Regions from separate parts of the Homo sapiens genome. Here region 2 is linked to region 1. Evidence: read pairs that join two places in POLR2A ChIA-PET (ENCODE). Cell type or tissue: PC-9. All regions are shown on one strand. Each heading gives the region's core, and the rest is flanking DNA. Links, peaks and the distances in the headings are about the cores only. Region 1 has its middle 110 kb from the start of LINC02523. Region 2 overlaps TPD52L1 (TPD52 like 1).

The links. ChIA-PET counts read pairs that join two places held together with the same protein. Peaks named below come from ENCODE experiments on the same cell type or tissue, not always from the same donor. Only the 100,000 strongest peaks of a DNase experiment are listed, where the experiment ranks them.
Region 2: POLR2A ChIA-PET joins it to region 1 with 8 read pairs; 2 of 35 experiments call an interaction of 5 or more read pairs at or near these places.

What each region holds. Positions count from the first base shown.
Region 1 is chr6:125,554,881-125,564,598 of GRCh38, reverse strand. No RefSeq gene overlaps it. Among named protein-coding and RNA genes, the nearest start is that of LINC02523, 110 kb to the left of the region's middle. In PC-9, for the core only: no CTCF peak of the experiment used is centred there; a DNase peak (open chromatin) is centred at 5,504.
Region 2 is chr6:125,160,373-125,170,090 of GRCh38, reverse strand. The region is part of intron 1 of TPD52L1 (TPD52 like 1); the gene reads right to left. Among named protein-coding and RNA genes, the nearest start is that of TPD52L1, 11 kb to the right of the region's middle. In PC-9, for the core only: no CTCF peak of the experiment used is centred there; no DNase peak of the experiment used is centred there.

The DNA of each region.
Region 1 (9,718 bases), core at 3,566-7,565:
AAATGCACAGCAGGCATCATACCGGAACAGTCATCTGCTGTGCTCCCGAGAGGTCCTACAGAGGACCTGTTGGCCTCAGCACTTCCATTGTGACTGCCTCATTTTTTCCTCCTCTATCATTATTACTTGTGTTTCCTGCACATTTAGATCTTGATTATTCAAGGACTGATTAATTATGTTGCAAATCATCCAGGCACTCTATTTCTTTTCCTTCCCACTTCCTATCTCTTTTTGATTTTTTAATTTATCTATTCATGTTTTGCCATTTTACAGATTAACTCCAACAGTCATCAGAATAAGGCTTGTGGGAAGAGAAATCATAAAGGAAAAAGCAGTCACATGTTCCGTCATTTGTTCATTGCTCTGATTCATGGTTGTAGAAGAGAGTATGCCAACATTTAGGACTAAAGTTAGATTTTACTTGTAGCTGTGGAATTCAGTGATCTATTATCTGTTACTCTAAATAAACAGTTTGGTGGGGAAAGTGGCTTTCCCAATGGTGTGTTGAGAATGTCTAATAATCTAAGTTGGGACAAAAATGGCTTCCCTCATATAAGATAGTTACCACTCCTGATTATTTGTAGTGGAGCATCCAGAAAGGAAAATTCCCAGTTCTCTCTGGGAATATAATTTGCCAATCATATAACATGCTCTTTTTATTGGGGGGAAGCACTATATCACTTCTTGGATGCAGAAACCTTTCTCCAATCAGAGAATGCTTAGACAATAAAGGTGGGTGACTTGGCTACTCCACTGAATTCTGAGAATGAGGTGGGGTGACATAGAGGGGAGGGCAGTTAGGAGACAGATTCATGATGGAGCTATCAGAATGAAGAAACAGTTGGAGTTTTTGTCCTAACATACACCTTTCACTCTGGTGCTTCATTCTACAGAGAAGATTCTTGGTATTTTTCAAGTGACAATAAGATGAAAAACTATTTTTTTCCTCCTCCAATGTGCTTATGAGAAAATATTACAGCAGTGGTTCTCAACCAGGGGCAATTTTTCCTCCCAGGGGACATTTGGCAATATCTGGTTAATATAATTGAAATCATTAATGACATCAAGTAGAGACCAGAGGTGCTGCTAAACATGCTATAAAACAGAGGACAGAACAACACAACAAAAAATTATCCAGCCCCAAATATTAGTAGTTTCAGTATCAAGGTTAGAACTCCTGAGCAGAAGCATCCATTTAGAGTTCTTAACTCCCTGCCCAGGTAATAGATACACTTTAAAAAGCCAGCTTTTCTGGAGGCATTTCTCTATCCATCTCTCAGCGTGGGTAAGAGAAAAAAAAAAAAAAAAAAAAAAAAAAATATATATATATATATATATATATATATATATATATATACACACACACACACACACATCTACTCCCTTGAGGAACCTCATGGGTGACACAGTGACAATGTCTTCATATGAAACCAACTTCAGTAGTGATTATGATCACCAATATTTCCTGGAGAGCCTAACAGAGAAAATAAAGCATTTGGTGTGGTTTGTTTTAACTTGGTTGGCATATCACAGGCAAAGCAGTGTGATAGGTACAGCAAGGTAACAAAATGTTGGGCATACAATGGCTAAAAAGACAGACATTGCCACTGACACCAACTTCTATGGGAGAAAAAAAGCTACTTCAGAAATGATCATGGGGGAGGTGAGAGTGCATGGGCACATAAAGAAGGACGTATGTTCTACAGTTTAGGGGCTAGAAAGGACATCAGGAAGAAAAACAAAAAAGTGGACAAATGGATAAATTGTATTTAGTTGCTCTTGGTGGGCTGCAGTAGATAGTCACTGACATCAGTAATAGACCCCATCTGGCCTGGTATACATCATACTACAGAGAGTTAGAAAACACAAAATATATTGTTTACCCCTTTTTTTCCTGTGAAAAAAGTCTACTGATATCTCTGGGGATATGGGTAGACTTTGGGGATATTGGTAGACTTTTTCCCTACTTGTTGCATCATTTGAAGTGTGCCCTGTAATGATTTTAATGTGTTTTTTATGGGCTAAGATGCTAATTGTAGTATCTCTTTTATTGTAGCTTTCAAAGTTATTTCACGCATTTGCTTTCCACCTTCTCATTTTTAGCCTCCAAGAATTTCAATAATAATAAACTGTAATGTCTTCAGTATAATGCTTTGCTGAGTAAGATGTTCTGGCCCTCAGTCTGTTAGAAAAATATCTAATTGCTGGTGAGGCTGTGCACTGTTGGTGGGAATGTAAATCAGCATAGCCATTATGGTAAACACTGTGAAGGTTTCTCAAAAAACAAAAAATAGAACTACAATATGAGTCAGCAGTCTTACTACTGGATATTTATTCAAAGGAAAGGAAATCAGCTTATAAAAGGGATATCTGTACTCCCATGTTTATTGCAGCACTGTTCACAATAACCAAGCTATGGAATCAACCTAAGTGTACATTAACAGGTGAATAAATAAAGAAAATGTGATATATATATATATAAAACATTATATATATAAAATGTATCACATATATATCACATTATATATATATCACACACATATATATCACATTGTATATATCATATATACACACACAATAGAGTATTATTCAGCCATTAAAAAGTATAAATGCCAGCTGGGGGCGGTGGCTCATGCCTGTAGTCCCAGCACTTTGGGAGACCGAGGTGGGTGGACCACAAGGTCAGGAGATCGAGACCATCCTGGCTAACATGGTGAAACCCCGTCTCTACTAAAAATACAAAAATTAGCTGGGCATGGTGGTGGGCGCCTGTAGTCCCAGCTACTCGGGAGGCTGAGGCAGGAGAATGGCGTGAACCCGGGAGGCGGAGCTTGCAGTGAGCCAAAATCGTGCCACTGCACTCCAGCCTGGGCGACAGAGCGAGACTCCATCTCAAAAAAAAAAAAAAAAGTATAAATGCCCTGTGATTTGCAGCAACATGAATGGAACTGGAGGTCATTATGGTAAGTGAAATAAGCCAGGCACTGAAAGACCAGTATTACATGTTCTCACTCAGATGTGGAGCCAAAAATATGGGTGTCATGGAGGTAGAGAATAGAGTGATAGTTATTAGAAGCTGGAAAGAATAGAGGTAGGAGGGAAATGAAGAGAAGTTCATTGGTTGGTTAATTCATACCAACATACAGTTAGATAAAAGGATGTCCTAGTATTTGAATGGCACAGTAGGGTGACTATAATTCACAGCAATGTACTGTATATTTTAAAATAGCTAGAAGACTTGAAATGTTCACATCACAAAAAATGGCAAATGTTTGGGGTGATGGATATCCTAAATACCCTGATTTGATCATTACACATTGTATGCATGTATTAAAATATCACATGTACCTCATACATATGTATAATTATGTACTAATAAAAACATTTAAAAAGGAAAATATATAAAGAAATTTATTTGTCTACAAATGGGAGTAAAACTAGGTGATTCCTTCATCTTGAAAAAAATGTAAGTTCACCCAGGGAAGTTTCATATGTGGATATATTATTCTATGGGAGCATAGATATATCTGAGGGAGGTCAGTAAGATCAGGCCATCAGTCAACAAATGTTATTGGTAATTCCTTTTTATGAAAATGAAAAGTATATATATATATATATACACACATATATAAAAATTATCTTAATATATATTTCACATATTACACATATATATGACAATATTTTACTTATTGTCAAACATCCTATGGGGGGCAAAAAAATATTATATACATATTTTCCCCCTCAGGCCAATTTGTATATAAGCAGTGTTTATGAAAAAAGTCAATTCGCTAAACTCATTGATGACTCCTGATATGGTTTGGCTGTGTCCCCCCGCAAATCTCATCTTGAATGGTAGCTCTCATAATGCCCACATGTTGTGGGAGGGAACTGTTGGGGGGTAATTGAATCATGGGGGTGGGCTTTTCCTGTGCTGTTCTTGTGATAGTAAGTCTCACGAGATCTGTCCCTTGCACACTCTTGCCTGCCACCAGGTAAGACATGCCTTTGCTCTTCATTTGCCTTCCTCCATGAGTGTGAGGCCTCCCCAGCAGCCATGTGGAACTGTGAGTCCATTAAACCTCCTTTTCTTTATACATTATCCAGTCTCAGGCATTTCTTCATAGCAGTATGAAAATGGACTAATACAACTCTAAGTTTCATCTTAAAGCTCTTTCTTGGCCTAAATGACTTCATACTTTATCTGTTTCACCTGCTAGCCATCCAGTGTCTTCACCCAAAATTTTTAACTTGTAGCCTCAGGGGAGAAACCCAGATGCCAAGCTCTAGTTTTCCTTGTTTGTCATAACAAATTACTACAAACTGGGTGTCTTAAAATGAGAACAATTTATTGTCTCACAGTTCTGAAGACCAGAAGGCCGAAAATTCAGGGTCAGCAGGGCCACACTCCCTCCAAAGGCTCTAAGAGGATTCATTCTTGTTCCTTTCTTTTTGCTGCTTCACGTGAGCGTTGGCATTTCTGACTCTGGCTTTACATTGCCTTCCCCTCTGAGTCTCTTTGTCGTCTCATCCCCTGTTTCTTATAGGAGTGAACCCTAAATCCAGGATGAGCTCATCTGGAGTTTTTTTTTTTTTTTTTTTTGAGATGGAGTTTCTCTCTTATTGCCCAGGCTGGAGTGCCGTGGTGTGATCTTGGCTCACTGCAACCTCCACCTCCCTGGTTCAAGCAATTCTCTTGCCTCAGCCTCCCAAGTAGCTGGGATTACAAGCATGTACCACCACGCCCAGCTAATTTTTTTTTTTTTTTTGAGATGGAGTTTCGCTTTCGTTGCCCAAGCTGGAGTGCAGTGATGCAATCTTGGCTCACTGCAACCTCCGCCTCCCGGGTTCAAGTGATTCTCTTGCCTCAGCCTCCCGAGTAGCTGGGACTACAGGTGTGTGCCACCACGCCCAGCTAATTTTTGTATTTTTAGCAGAGATGAGGTTTCACCATGTTGGCCAGGCTGGTCTTGATCTCCTGACCTCGTGATCAGCCCGCCTCAGCCTCCCCAAGTGCTGGGATTACAGGTGTGAGGCACTGCAGCTGGCCTCATCTTGAGATTTTTAATTACACCTATATAGACCACTTTTCCAAATAAGGTCACATTCACAGGTTCCAAGGATTAGGGTATGGACATTTATTCTGGGGGGTCACCAGGCAACCTACTATAGTTACCTTTCCCCAAACCACACAGTCATCTATGCAATCTTGCTAACTCACAACTAGGATGACCATGAGAGGTTTTCTGGGATGTGGGAGTTTTAGGTATGAGGTATTTCCTGGGACATAGGACAGTAGAAGGAAAGTTCCAGGCAAACCAGAATGGTTGATCACCAAATAGCAGAACAGAGCCTGAGTGACCAACGTGTCCATCCTGGAGGCTCAGAAGTCACTGTAGTACAGGTTGTGGGGACAATGTCAAAACAAGAGGAAGCAAATACCTTTGAGAAAAAGCAGCCCCAAGCTGCTCCTTCTCCTCCTTCTGACCTTTCTTTGACAGCTGTGATGAGTCAGAACTTCTGCTGGAAGGTGAGCCGGTGAGAGAGAGCATCTGTCTGTGAGAGCCACTCTCCCGACATAATTTCTGCTCACCTCATTACCTGTTGTCAACCCTGCATTTTCCTCAGTTGTTTGTGTTTCTCAATGCTGCATGGCAGGGGCAGCTGGCTAGTTACATTTTAGCCACTATGGCCAGTGATACTTCAGCATAGTGTTTCTTGGGGAGCTAGCAATGCTCTACATTGTGCTAAAATGCCTTTCCTTTTTTCTGCCTCCACCCCTCCCTCATTAACCAGCTCAGCCTCCTGAGCAGGAGAGTTGAGAGAAACAGTGAGTTAAGCTGGGCTTTGATCTTCCAGAGAGGCAGTGTCCCTTTCTCTGTCTGCTTGGACCAGGGGTCACTGGGTGAGCAGCAGCAGAGCTGACCTCAGCCAGGACCTGCATGCTTCAAGTGGCCAGCTTTGAAGAGTTCATCCCAGCCAGGGACAATGGAAGGGGTCTGGCGTTCGTGCGCCGTGGAGACGCCTGTGCACAGCAGCCCTCTACCTTGTCCTAATGACTCTGTCTTGAGAACAAGATAATCCTGCCTTCAAACCAACTGTTTGAGCTTCTGGCACTGCATATATCCTCTTCTGAACTGAAATTTCCCGGCGATGGGCTGGATCTGGTTGCATTTTTAACCCCATTTTATTTTCCATGCTGAAAAAGATAAGCCTCCTTGTGGGAAAGCAGCTGCTTTGGATCAGGTTAGAGGCAGTAAATTTAAAAACAAATGTTAACATGAGTGAAATTATGAGTTCAGGACATGATTGTGATTATGAAATGCCCAGGCTTTCTGCTTTTGACACAGTCAGGCTGATTTTACCTTTCATTTACAATGATTTTGTATTTTTTCATGATTAAAAATTTTCATCATCTTATCCAGTGATTTACAAAAGATCCTTTGATCAGCATCACGTATCATGACGATGTTAAAAATTTATATGCAATGATTTTTTTGTTGTTGAAAACAAGCCTCTTAAATTAGATATTTCTGAGAATGAATTTCTATTCATTCATTCCGTCTTGATTTATTCATAGTGTTATTGAGTACATAGCTTTGTATACTTTTGAGTGGTTGCTGTCCATATTACAATATGCACGTATAACATACTACAGTCTACTGTTATCAGTTTTACTACCTCAGGTGAAGTGTAGAAAGCTTACTTACATTTAGGTCCTTACTTCCTTACTTTTTTTTTTTTTTTGAGACAGAGTCTCACTTTCTTGCCCAGGCTAGACTGAGTTGTATGATCATAGCTCACCACATCCTTGACCTCCCAGGTTCAAGTGATCCTCACCCCTCAGCCTCCCTAAGAGCTGGCGCTATAGATGTCCACCGTGCCCAGATAATTTTTAATTTTTTTTTTAAAGAAACGAGGTGTCACTATGTTGCCAGGGCTGGTCTGAAACTCCTGATCTCAAAAGATCCTTCTGCCTTTGCCTCCTAAAGTGCTGAGATTATAGGCATGAGCCACCTTTCTCAGCCCTTAGTTTTAATATATAATTCTCTTTATTTCGTTTAAGTATATTGATGACCACATCAGGTGGTCTTATAATTTTTGCCTCAAACATCTATTATAAGAAAGTCATGAGGATAGTCTATAATATTTACCCTTTTTACCTTTTATCTATTTTTGGCTGAAGGATGGTTTTGGGAACAATACTATGTTGTATCAACTGAAATATTCTTCCACTGATCTGGAGAAAGAAAGAAAAAAAAATCTCAATGCCTCTAGGAGAATAAGGTGGGGCAGAGTTGGAAGCTCTTAACTGGTTAAAGAACTGCAACCAGTTCTAAGGGGAAAACTCCCACCTCTACGAGGGTGGCAATAGCCATGTGAGCTTGGCAAGTTACTTAACCAGCCTGAGGCCCAATCTCCTTACTTGTAAAACAGGGATAATAATACCAACACTGAATGGTGGTTGTTGGAATTCAATGATATTGTATGTGAACAACCTGGTAGAATAGTTAATCCCCTTTTATCTGGCCTTTCTTCCTCTTTCCCTTCCTTTGGTGAGCCAAAACTCTCATGGTCATTACTGTTTGAAATACTTAGTTTTAGATACACAACTCTAGACACAGTCAGAAACTTGCTGATTTAGCATGAGGAACCTTTGGTTTACAATCAGAATGACTGATGGTGACACCTTAGTTCTAGTCTTTCGGGCCCAAACCTTGGAGTCATCCATGACCCACCTCTGTCTCTCAAACCCGGCATCCAGCATAAACCAAGTTATGGGCTTTATCTTCAAAATCTGTTCAGAATCTGACCACTTCTCATCACTTTATTGCTAACACCTGGAGACAGCCATGTTGGTCTCTTACTTGAAATATTGCAATAGATTCCTAATTGGTCTCTACGTTTACCTTTGTTCTCTTCAGTCCACCCATTCTCAACACAGCAATTAGAGGTGCTTTTGTGCTTTTCAAATATGATTCATATTGTGTCTTCTCAAAGCCCTCTACGGCTCCCCATCTCACTCAGAGTGAAAGCTAAAGTCCTTACAATGGTCTTCAAGACCCTCTACAGTCTGGCTCCCTTGATTTCTCTGATTTCATCCTTTACTATTGCTGTTCTTACCTCATTCGCTTCCACCTACTCTGGTCTTATATTTCCCAGAGCATGGTCTGGTATCCTCCTGTCGCAGGGCGTTTGCATCTGCTGTTTCCACTGCTTGGGATGCCTTCCAGGGCTTGCTCCTTCATCTAGCAAGTCTGGGCTCAAATGACACCTCTCAGTGAGGCTAACCCTGACCATACTACTAAAAACTGCAAGATTCCACTTTCTATTCTTTATCTTTGAAAATACTTCCTAATATCCTACTGTATTTTGTTGAATCCTCAGTGTTATCAATGAAGGTTTATGTCATTATTTTATGGGCCACTGTAAAGAAAAATATCAACAAGTAACATATGACTCACCATAAATTTTAGAATGTACTAATTTACATGTTTTAAAGTGTGGGAAAAAAGTGTGTATTAAAAAAATCAATAAAACATGATACTCGATTTACTCATTTATTTTGTTCTGTGCCTGTTTTTGCTATGAAAATGTAAACTCCAGGAGAGTAAGGAATTTTGTCTATCTGTTTACTGTCTAGCACAGGGCCTGAAACCTACCAGGTACACAATGCATATTTATTGAATGAATGTGTACGACATGAATCCCACCAAAAGTAACTGTGGTGATAAGACATAGACTTTCTAAAATAGGCATTGTATAATGAGAGCCAGTTCAGTAGCAGTGCCCTAAGCCTGTGCTCTGCAAATCCTCAAAGGAAAGGAGCAGAATATTCTTGCTGAAGCTTTTAATTACAAACATATTGTGTAGCTAAACCTGATATGTGTCAATAAGTAGCAATAAGACCCACCTCCATTCTTCCCTTCACAGCACGAAAGGATATTTAGAAAGGAAAAGGAAAGAGGATTTAGGAGTAGGTTAAGGGTTCACTTTCCCTGCACTATATAGCATAAACATTTTTTGTACTCATGTGCCTACACTTGACCTCTTCTTTCCCTCTTTCACCCCAGACCTCTGTAACAGCTCCATGACAAGGGCATCTAATCATTTCTAGCATGCAACAACATTTGGTTCAGATTCTGTTATCAGTATTACCTTTTCTTCTCTCCTGCGTGCCCCACCTCTGCCTTAAAGGAGACCTGGAATGGACCTCAGAGATCAGTGACACGTCCACCACTTCTTCAAACACTTCATGTAGAAAATCTTTCAGAGATGTGATTGTGGGACCCTAGACTTGGAAAATAACTGTCATCAAGCCCTTTACGTCTGTGAAAGGAATTTATTCCAGTGACATTGCTTGGCCCCTGGGATATATTTTATTGTTGGAAAAAAATTTAAGTATACAATTATTATGGACTTTTTTATGCAGTTAAAATTAATTCAGCTAATCTCGATTTATTTCCATTTGGTAATTATAAATTCACTTATTTAAGTAATTTGAGAACTCTAATTTAGTCTCTCTTGATAGTACAATATGTATAAAAGGTTTTTGAAAAGTTGATTTTTGACTTTAAAAGATGTATGAATGGCATTATAGTAATTTGTTAACATGTTGCATAGAGTCAATGCATTTTCATTATGTAAAAGTTATATAAAATTAAATTGTTTCTAGTATATTATTTTATATTTCCCACCATCATCACCTTATTAGTGTTCA
Region 2 (9,718 bases), core at 3,456-7,455, 390 kb after region 1:
CTGGGTCCAGTTGCCAGATCTAAGGGTAGTACTGACAAGCAATATTTAGGTAAAAAACCAAAGAAAGTGAGGAAGCAGGCCCAGAAGATATCTGAGGAAGCGTCTTGAAGAAGAGGGATTAATAAACTCAAAGGTTCCTAAGAGGAAGCGAAGGGAATTAAGGGAGAGAGCATTAGGAAATGAGGTCCAGGAAATAAAAGAGGAAGAAGGAAAGGCCACTGTAAGGTCTTTGCCCTTTATTCTGTGTGAATTGAAGAACTACCGGAGAACTTCAAAGGAAGGAGTGTCATGATACACCATGAGTGAAAGGATCACTCTGGTTACTATGTTGAGAATGGAGTGAAGGCAGTCCAGGACCAAGGCAGGGAGGCCTGCTAGGAGGCTCCTGCAGTAATGCGCATGGGAGATAAGGAAGGCTGGGACCAAGGCAATACCAGCAGAGGTGGTAGGAAGCTGTCCCATTCTGGCTACATCTTGAAAGTAGAGCTGGCATGACAGACTGGAAATGGGGTATAATGGAGGGAAAACAAAGCTAAACCGTGGATGATAGGTTTTGGGCTTCTGCATTTGAAATGGAGTTGTCATTAACTGAAATGAGGATGAACTTAGGAGGACTAGGGATATTTTGGAGGAGGGAGCTCAGGAGATCAGTGTTAGACATGTTGAGTTCAAGATGTTGATCAGACACCCATGCAGACGTATCATGTAGGCAGTCTGAAGTTGAGAAGTGAGGTCCAGGCAGGAAAAATAAATTTTGGAGTTGTTAGCACATGGATCCAATTCAAAATCATGAGTCATGAGATGGCAAACAGTGCTAGTGTAGATAGAAAGAAGAAGCAGGCCAAGGACGGATCCTTGGGGCAGGCCAGCAGCTAGCAAAGGAGACTGAGAAGAAGGAGGAGAACTGTTCAGTATCCTGAAAACCAAGTGAACAAAGTGCTTTAAGGAGCAGATAGTGGGCAACCCCGCCAAGATATGCTAATAGGTCAGTGAAGATGAGCACTGAGAATACAGCACTGGACTTGGTACTTTGAGAGAGAGAGAGAAAGGGAGGTGGAAAGCAGGGGTAGAGAGAGGAAGGGGAGGGCACAAAGAAAGAGGGAGCAAGAAAGCGCCCACATGCAAGTGAGTGCTGACTTTCTCTTTTTCCAACTCTAACGGAATCCAAATTCAAAGCTATTATATGGGGCCATTATGTTTGAAACATACATAACAGGTCCTACTACATAAACCAAAACATTTATTTTCCCTCAGTATGGGAGAAGGGATAAAAAGAACAAATAAAAATCTCAGAAGGCCTTAATCCCAGCACTTTAGGAGGCCGAGGTGGGCGGATCATGAGGTCAAGAGATCGAGACCATCCTGGCCAACATGGTGAAACCCCATCTCTACTAAAAATACAAAAATTAGCTGGGCGTGGTGGCGGGCGCCTGTAGTCCCAGCTACTTGGGAGGCTGGGGTGGGAGAATGGTGTACACCAGGGAGGCGGAGCTTGCAGTGAGCCAAAATTGTGCCACTGCACTCCAGCCTGGGCAACAGAGCGAGACTCCGTCTCAAAAAAAAAAAAAAAAATCTGAGAAGGACAGAAGCAAGTTCTACAGAGGCAGGTGTAGGACACCATTTGAGAGGAGAGGGGACTGAGAAGAGAGGATCCCCCTTGAGGTGAGTCTCAGGATATCATTTGAGGGGTGAGGGTACTCAGAGAAGAGGGTACTAAGAAGAGAAGATATCCCTGTGGTGGGTCTCAGGGAATCATCTGAGGGGAGAGGTTACTGAGCCCGTTATGATGGGTCAAGAGTCAAAGAACACTGGCACCAAGTTCTTTCTCTTCCTGAGGCCAGATGTCACAATAAGGTAGGTTTTGTACTTGCATATGTTGTGAATTCCTAGGTCATTGCAAACAAGCATATTTAATAGTAAGTACCCAAAACGTGGGATGAATAATTTTCTACTGTTGCTCTCCATTAGCAAAGGTCATACAAAGTTCTATTTGTGTCTAACTGAAAGATTTGAGATAGTAAGTGATAAACTGGCAGTGCTTGATAGAACTGATCTATTTCCCCATCACTTAATGAAAGAAGTCACCAACCCCATAATCAAATGAATTTAATTTGAGGTGGCAAATATATTGTGACTTTAATTCTTTTCTAAAGTATGTCTGAATCTCTTTTCAGATGTATATTTTATGATAGTTTACTGTTACTCAACCCACCCCATTTTTTTGTTTTTTTTTTTAGTACAAGATTTGCTTTGCAAATGTATAAAATTGCTCACTGCTGAGTATGGGGCTTTCCTACCCTGTGGATGCCACAATGACTTCTGTAAAGGAGGACCTGGAGTCTTGGTGTCTTCTCCTACTGGTAGGAGGACCTGTAAAGTGCATGTGTTAAGCACTGCACGATGTAATCACATGTCTTCTGACTGATGAATAGCACCCTCATATTTTCTACATGCAGGTTTCTTTGAAAATTGTAAAAATTCAGAAACATTTGTAACAATATTTCAAACACGTTCTGAATGTGTATTCTTATTTCTACATATTCTCTAAATTGTCACGTGAAAATTACAAGTCCTAATCTCAGAATATACTTCCTTCTTTGAAGGCTACTGTTGTTGAGAATGGGCTACAAGAGCCTGGTGGAACATCTTATAAATGAATGAAGCCACACCAGATACACAGTAGGCCAAGAGTAAACAGGTATTTTCCTTTCCGGTAATGCCCTTCATATATTGGGTAAAACATGAGCAAATGATGCGTGCTGAAAGGAATCAGCGTTTTCCACCCCAAAATATGCCACTTTGCCATAAGAGGTGTTTTTTTGTTTTTTGTTTTATTTGTGTTTTTTGAGACAGGGTCTTGCTCTGTCACCCAGGCTGGAGTGCAGTGGGACAAACACCTCCTAAGCTCAAGTCACCCTCCCACCTCAGCCTCTTGAGTAGTGGGACTACAGGCATGCACTACCACGCCTGGCTAATTTTTAAAAATTATTATTTTTAGTAGAGACGAGGTCTTGCTATGTTGCCTGGGCTGGTCTTGAGCTCCTGGGTTCAAGCAGTCCTCCTGCCTCGGCCTCCAAAAGTGCTGGAATTACAGGCATGAGCCACCCTACCCAGCCCATAAGAGTTATTTTGAGCTGAAGGCATTTGAGTTCCCGAAATCCTTTATCTGACTAAAAGCAGAGGTTCCCAAAAGAACTCAGCTGTCACAAATTCCTCCCACTGGGAGCAACTCTTTCTTCTCTTCTAGACATTGTCACAAACTGTCATATCTCCCATCTATTCTCCTAAGGACCCATTTATCTTTTTTTTTTTTTTTTAAAGAAGTCATTTGCTCTCTCAATATTGCCTTTTCTCCACCTCCCTTTCCTGTAGTAAAATGATACAGAAAATCAAATCTCATCACTCCTTGGGGTATTCATTTCTTTCTATGACACCCTTGTGCAAGCAAAATTTAAAATAAATAACTTTGTAAGCTTTTTCTCCTGCTAGTCTGTCTGCTGTAAGTTTAATTCACAGGCTCCTAGGCACTTCACCTAAGAGGGTAGAAAAAAAGTTTTTCTTCCCCTCCAATGCTTATGAGAGCCTTCCAATCATTTTAAATAAACTTTACAGGTAGTGCAGGTATCTTGTAACTTCCTGTTGGAACCCTGGGATATCTAAAGAGGAATAACAGGAGCCAAGGTCTATACTTCTTCCCAGGGCTGACCTAACCCTTCAGGAAGAAAAACCATCTTTCCATGACGTCTTTATGTAGAAATGAGTCCATTTTGGAAAACAAAATGTTGGAAAATATTTATAGACAATGAGCTATTAGCTCTTTATGCAGAGAGAAAAATCAGTGAAAAACTACAAATATCCAACCATCAGAGACTTTAAAACTGAGAGATCTGAAGAGATCTCCTCCCACTACCCCCATCCCAAATTGGCTTTTTCTTTTGAATGAATCAGTTCTGCTTCCGTGAATATGCTTGGGAGATGGTTAAATGAATAAAACATATCCATGTAAACAAGTAATTATAATACTCATGAGGCAATAAAAAGCTTTCTTTTTTTGGGTACTCATTGAAATTAGTCCTTTCAGCCAACATCTAAAGGATACAAATCCTACTTTCTGGAAACAAGCACGCAGATCCTATGACTTATTTATTTTAAAATACTGAGATTACTGGGTATGGACGAACACCAAGTAGAATAACATATTTGAACCATTCCATATTTGAACTGACTTTTCCTAGCAGCTGGTGATAAAACTCTATACTGGTTCTAAGAATTACATCTCATGTGACTTTTACGGATCTTTTTAATCTTGAATCAGTTCTGCTTCCATGATCCTTGACAAGACGCTCTTGCTATTAATGGACAAAAGAAATGTCTAATTATAAGAAAAATGTATTTCCAAGGAGTTGAAGAGTTTTCCATATTTTAGATATATGTCAGGGAAACTGTAATTTGTATAAGATACAAATAACCATAGGTAAGTTTGGAGATGAGGTGTAACATATACATGCATTTTTCATGTGTGGTACATGATCTGGCTACAGCAAAGTGCTAGATTTTTGCCTTTTGAGAAAGAAGCAATATGTTGGTGACTAAGGGTATTCTTGGAGATTTGTGGTTTTATTCTGGGAACTTCACTTCCTCTGCATCAAAATGCATCACTTATAAACGATTCACACTGTGAGAAATTGCTTAAAATTCATCTTTCCTTGAGGACCCAAAGCTTCCTTTTAGCCATTTCAAATTCATTAAAATATTCTCCTGCCTTCCCTGGTACATTAACAATGCTTCTCAATTTAATGCATATATTTCAAATCATTACACTTTATTGCTTAAATATTCAATGAAAAGTAGGATGACAGATGTGAATATCCACATTTTGAGGTCACCTTTTATGTGTTCTTAACTGTGTAGTAACTCAGTAAATTTTTTCTTGTTTTACTTTTTTCTTTTAGTTTTATATATGTATACAAAACTATATATATACAGTTAAAATATATATATATATCTTTTTTTTAAGAGACAGGGGTTTTGCTTAGCCTGGGTTTGAACTCTGGAGCTCAAGTGGTCCCACTGCCTCAGCACCTTGATTAGCTGGGACTATAAGCACTCACCACCATGATCAGCTTAACTCAGTAAATTGAAGAAGTGACTGGCTTTACGGTGTTGTTGGGGACATTTCGCAACAGAAGTAATGGTGAACCTCTGCCTGCATGGAGAGCATGCCAGCTGATCAATGACTGAGGCAGATGCCCTCTTTTCTGCAGTTGCTGCTTCAAACCGTGAAAATTCAACACAGAGATGGCTAGAGTCGCTTAAGGACAAATCCATTGATGGCTCATTTTTTTCAACAGTTTTACTAGGTATTTTCTTAAAGTAGTTATTCTGCTAGTATGGTTGGGAGATGGTTAAATGAATAAAACATATTCGTGTAAACAAGTAATTATAATGTTCATGAGGCAATAAAATGCTTTCTTTTTTGGGGTACTCATTGAAATTAGCCCTTTCAGCCAGCATCTAAAGAATACAGATTCTACTTTCTGGAAAGAAGCATGCAGAGCCTGTGACTTTTATTTATTTTAAAGTCCTGAGATGACTGAATATGGATGAACACCAAGTGGAATAACATATCTGAACAGACTTTTGTTTGAGCTGGTGATAAAATTCTGTATTGGTTTAAGAATCACATGTCATGTGATTTTTATAGAATTCTTCATCTTGAAAACAGAACAAAAATAGCAAGCTGTTGATAAATGAGCATCCTCCACCCGCAACTTGACATGTCGCAAGGCTTACTCTTAAAGATCTCCAGTCCCATTCATATTCCCAGACTTAGACCCTGCCCACATATGAAATGAACTGTACAATTAAATTCTGCCCGTTTAAAGCCTCTTTGATCATATAGAAAATAAAGCAAAACCATTATTTAAAACTTTGCACACTGACTGCTTGTGCATACAAAGTACCTATAGAATGGTAATTGAAATCTCAAGATATGAAGTCAAACTTTCTGATTTCAAATCCCAACTCCAACACTTCCAAGTTGTATGAGTTGGAGAATGTTGTGTAACTAGTCTGTCATTCAGTTTCATCATCTGTAAAACCAAAATGTTACCTTCCTTGTGAGTTTGTTATTATTATTGGTTTTTTTCTTTTGTTTTCTTTTTTTTTTTTTTTGAGACAGAGTGTCACTCTGTCACCCAGGCTGGAGTGTAATGACATGATCTCGGCTCACTGCAACTTCTGCCTCCCAAGTTCAAGTGATTCTCCTGCTTCAGCCTCCCAAGTAGCTGGGATTACAGGTGCCCGCCAGCTAATTTTTGTATTTTTAGTAGAGAGGGGGTTTCACGATGTTGATCAGGCTGGTCTTGAGCTCCTGACCTCAGGTGATCCGCCCACCTCAGGCTCCCAAAATGCTGAGATTACAGGTATAAGCCACCACGCCCGGCCTGTTGTACTTATTAAATAACATGTTTGGAGTTTTTTGTTTTTGTTCTTTTTTTTTTTTTTTAGACAGGGTGTCACTTTGTCCAGCCCAGGCTAGAGTGCAATGATGCAATCATAGCTCACTGCAACCTCAAACTCCTGGGCTCAAGCAATCCTCCCACCTCAGCCTCCCAAGTAGCTGGGAATACATGCATGCATCACCATGCCCAATTTACTTCTTTATTTTTTGTAGAAGCAGGGTTTTGCTATGTTGTCTGGGCTGGTCTTGAACTCCTGGGCTCAAGTGATCCTCCCGTCTTGGCCTCCCAAAGTACCAGGAGCCACTGCACCTGACTAAATAACATGCTTTTTAAAAAAGTGCATGCCATGGTATTTGACATTTGTAAAAACACTAAAATGTTATTGCTATTATCACCCTCAATGTGAATTAGCTCTAATTAGCACATTAGCACTCAAAAAATCCCATTGGGATGGAAATATGTCCTCTCATTAGTTCTAGGTGTTAACCCACAGGAACGACTCTCAACTCTTTTTTGCCTATCCTCCTGAAAAGATGACACCATGTCAAGTTCATCTTAGCTTCCCCTTTGCACGTGTGGCACAGCACACATTAAGGCACAGTGCAGTATAGTAGTTAAGCTCATTCTCTGGACTCAATTAAACTTGGAGTTGAATCCTGTCTTCTTCATTTAATTTTTCTGACTCGTAGTTCCCTGTTTATAAAATGAGTTAAAAGTAAAGGTATCTACCTCATGATGTTATTATAAGGTTTTGATAAAATAATGGATGCAAAGTTTTCAGCATATGCTAATAAAAGCAACAGCAAACATTTATATACTACTTACCATGTGCTAGGCCCTGCTTTAAGCACTTTGCTTGTATTAACATGTTAAATCCCCATAACAATCCTATGATATTGGAGCTATTACTATCTTCACTTTGCATATGTAGAAACCAAGATTGAGTGAAATGAATAACTTGTTCATGGTCATATTAATGGTAAGTAACATGTCAGAATTAAAATCCAGGCAGTTTACCTTCATCCTGGGATCTTAATCACTATGCCCTTTTCCCTCCCAATAGTATGTGCTTGTCAAATATTTGCTATTACTGCAGTAATCAATAAGTATTTATTAAAATATTTAATGAATCAATATCTGCTGAAGTATTTGTTTATTATTTACTATAAATTACTAAGTAGCACATCTTCTTATAGGCCACAAAAATGGACTCCTTTGCTTATAAGTTTTTGAAGAAATTCTCAGATTCTGCCTACCCAGATAATTAATAAGGTGTATAACAGGGAAGGCAATTCAAAATATGTTCCCATCTACTACAACAGCTGCCATTTGTATAATTAGATTTTAAAATAATTTAAAATAAAACAGTGGTATATGATTTGTTGCAAATGACTGACTTCACCTAAAATATGCATCATCACCTATTTCAAAACCTTTACTTAAACAGGAAACAAAACTACAGGAGGTAACTTTGAAAATTGTATGAATAGTCTTAATAATACTCTTAAAAATCATAAATCAAAATATATAACAGCTTGCTTCCATAGTTTGAGGTTTATTATTATATTGCCTAAACTTCAATACAAAATTTTAAATATGAAACATAAAATGCAAAATAATTTTTTCCTTGGATAATTTAATAGTTAGAGACATACCTCACTGCACTTCACTTTATTGTACCTCACAGATATTATTTTTACAAATTGAAGGTTTGTGGCAACCCCAGGTTGTGCAAGTCTATTGGTGCCATTTTTCCAACATGGGCTCATGTCATGTCTCTGTGTCACATTTTAGTAACTCTCACAATATTTCAAACTTTTCCATTATTATTAAATCGGTTATGGTGATCTGTGATTGGTGATCTTTGATGTTACCATCAGAATTGTTTTGGAGAACCATGAACTATGCCCATATAAGATGGTGACCTTAACCAGTAAATCCTGTGTGTGTTCTGACTGCTCCACCAGCCACCCATTTCCCTATCTCTCTCCCTGTCCCTGGCCCTCTCCACTCTCTGAGACACAACAATATTGATAGTATGCCAATTAACCCTATAATAGTCTCTAAGTATTCAAGTGAAACATAGAGACACAAATCTCTCACCTTAAGTCAAAAGCTAGAAATGATTAAACTTAGCAAGGAAGGCACAGTGAAAGCCAAGATAGATCAAAAGCAGGCCTCTTGATTCAAGTTGTGAATGTGAAGGAAAAGTTCTTGAAAGAAACGTAGCATGCTATTCCACTGAACACACAAATGATAAGAAAGTGAAATAGACTAATTGCTGATAGGGAGAAAGTTTGAGTGGTCTGGATAGATCAAACCAGCCACAACATTTCTTTAAGTGAAAATCTAATCCAGAGAAGGTCCTAAGTCTCTTCAATTTATGAAGGCTGAGAGAAATGAGAAAGCTGTGCAACAAAAGTTGGAAGCTAGCAGAGATTTGTTCATGAGGTTTAAGGAAAGAAGTCATCTCAGGCCTGGCATGGTGGCTCATGCCTGTAATCCCAGCACTTTGGGAGGCTGAGGCAGGTGGATCACCTTAGGTCAGGAGTTCCAGACCAGCCTGGACAACATGGTGAAACCCCATCTCTACTAAAAACACAAAAATTAGCAGGGCGTGGTGGCACGCACCTGTAATCCCTGCTATTCAGGAAGCGGAGGCAGGAGAATTTGCTTGAACCCAGGAGGTGAAGGTTGCAGTGAGCCAAGATCGTGCCACTGCACTCCAGCCTGGGTGACAGAGCAAGACTCCATCTCAAAAAAAAAAAAAAAAAAAGTCATCTCTGTAACATAAAAGTGCAAGGTGAAGCAGCAAGGGCTGTTGCCAAAGCTGCAGCAAGCTCTCCAGAAGATCTGGCTAAGATAGTTGATGAAAGTGGCTAAACTAAACAACACATTTTCATATAGATGAAACAGCCTTACACTGGAAGAAGATGTCAGCTAGGACTTTTATAGCTAGAGAGGAGGAGTCGATGCTTGGCTTCAAAACTTCAAAGTACAGGCTGACTCTCTTGTTAGGGGCTAATGTAGCTGGTGACTTTAAGTTACATGCTCACTTACTATTCAAAAAGTTCTAAGGCCCTTATGAATTATTCTAACTGTAACCAGATGCAGTGGCTCATGACTGTAATCCCAACACTTTGTGAGGCCAAGGCAGGAGGATTGCTTGAGCCCAGGAGTTCAAGGTGTCAGTGAGCTATGATGATCCCACTGTACTTCAGCCTAGGCAACCGAGCAAGACCTTTCATCTATGA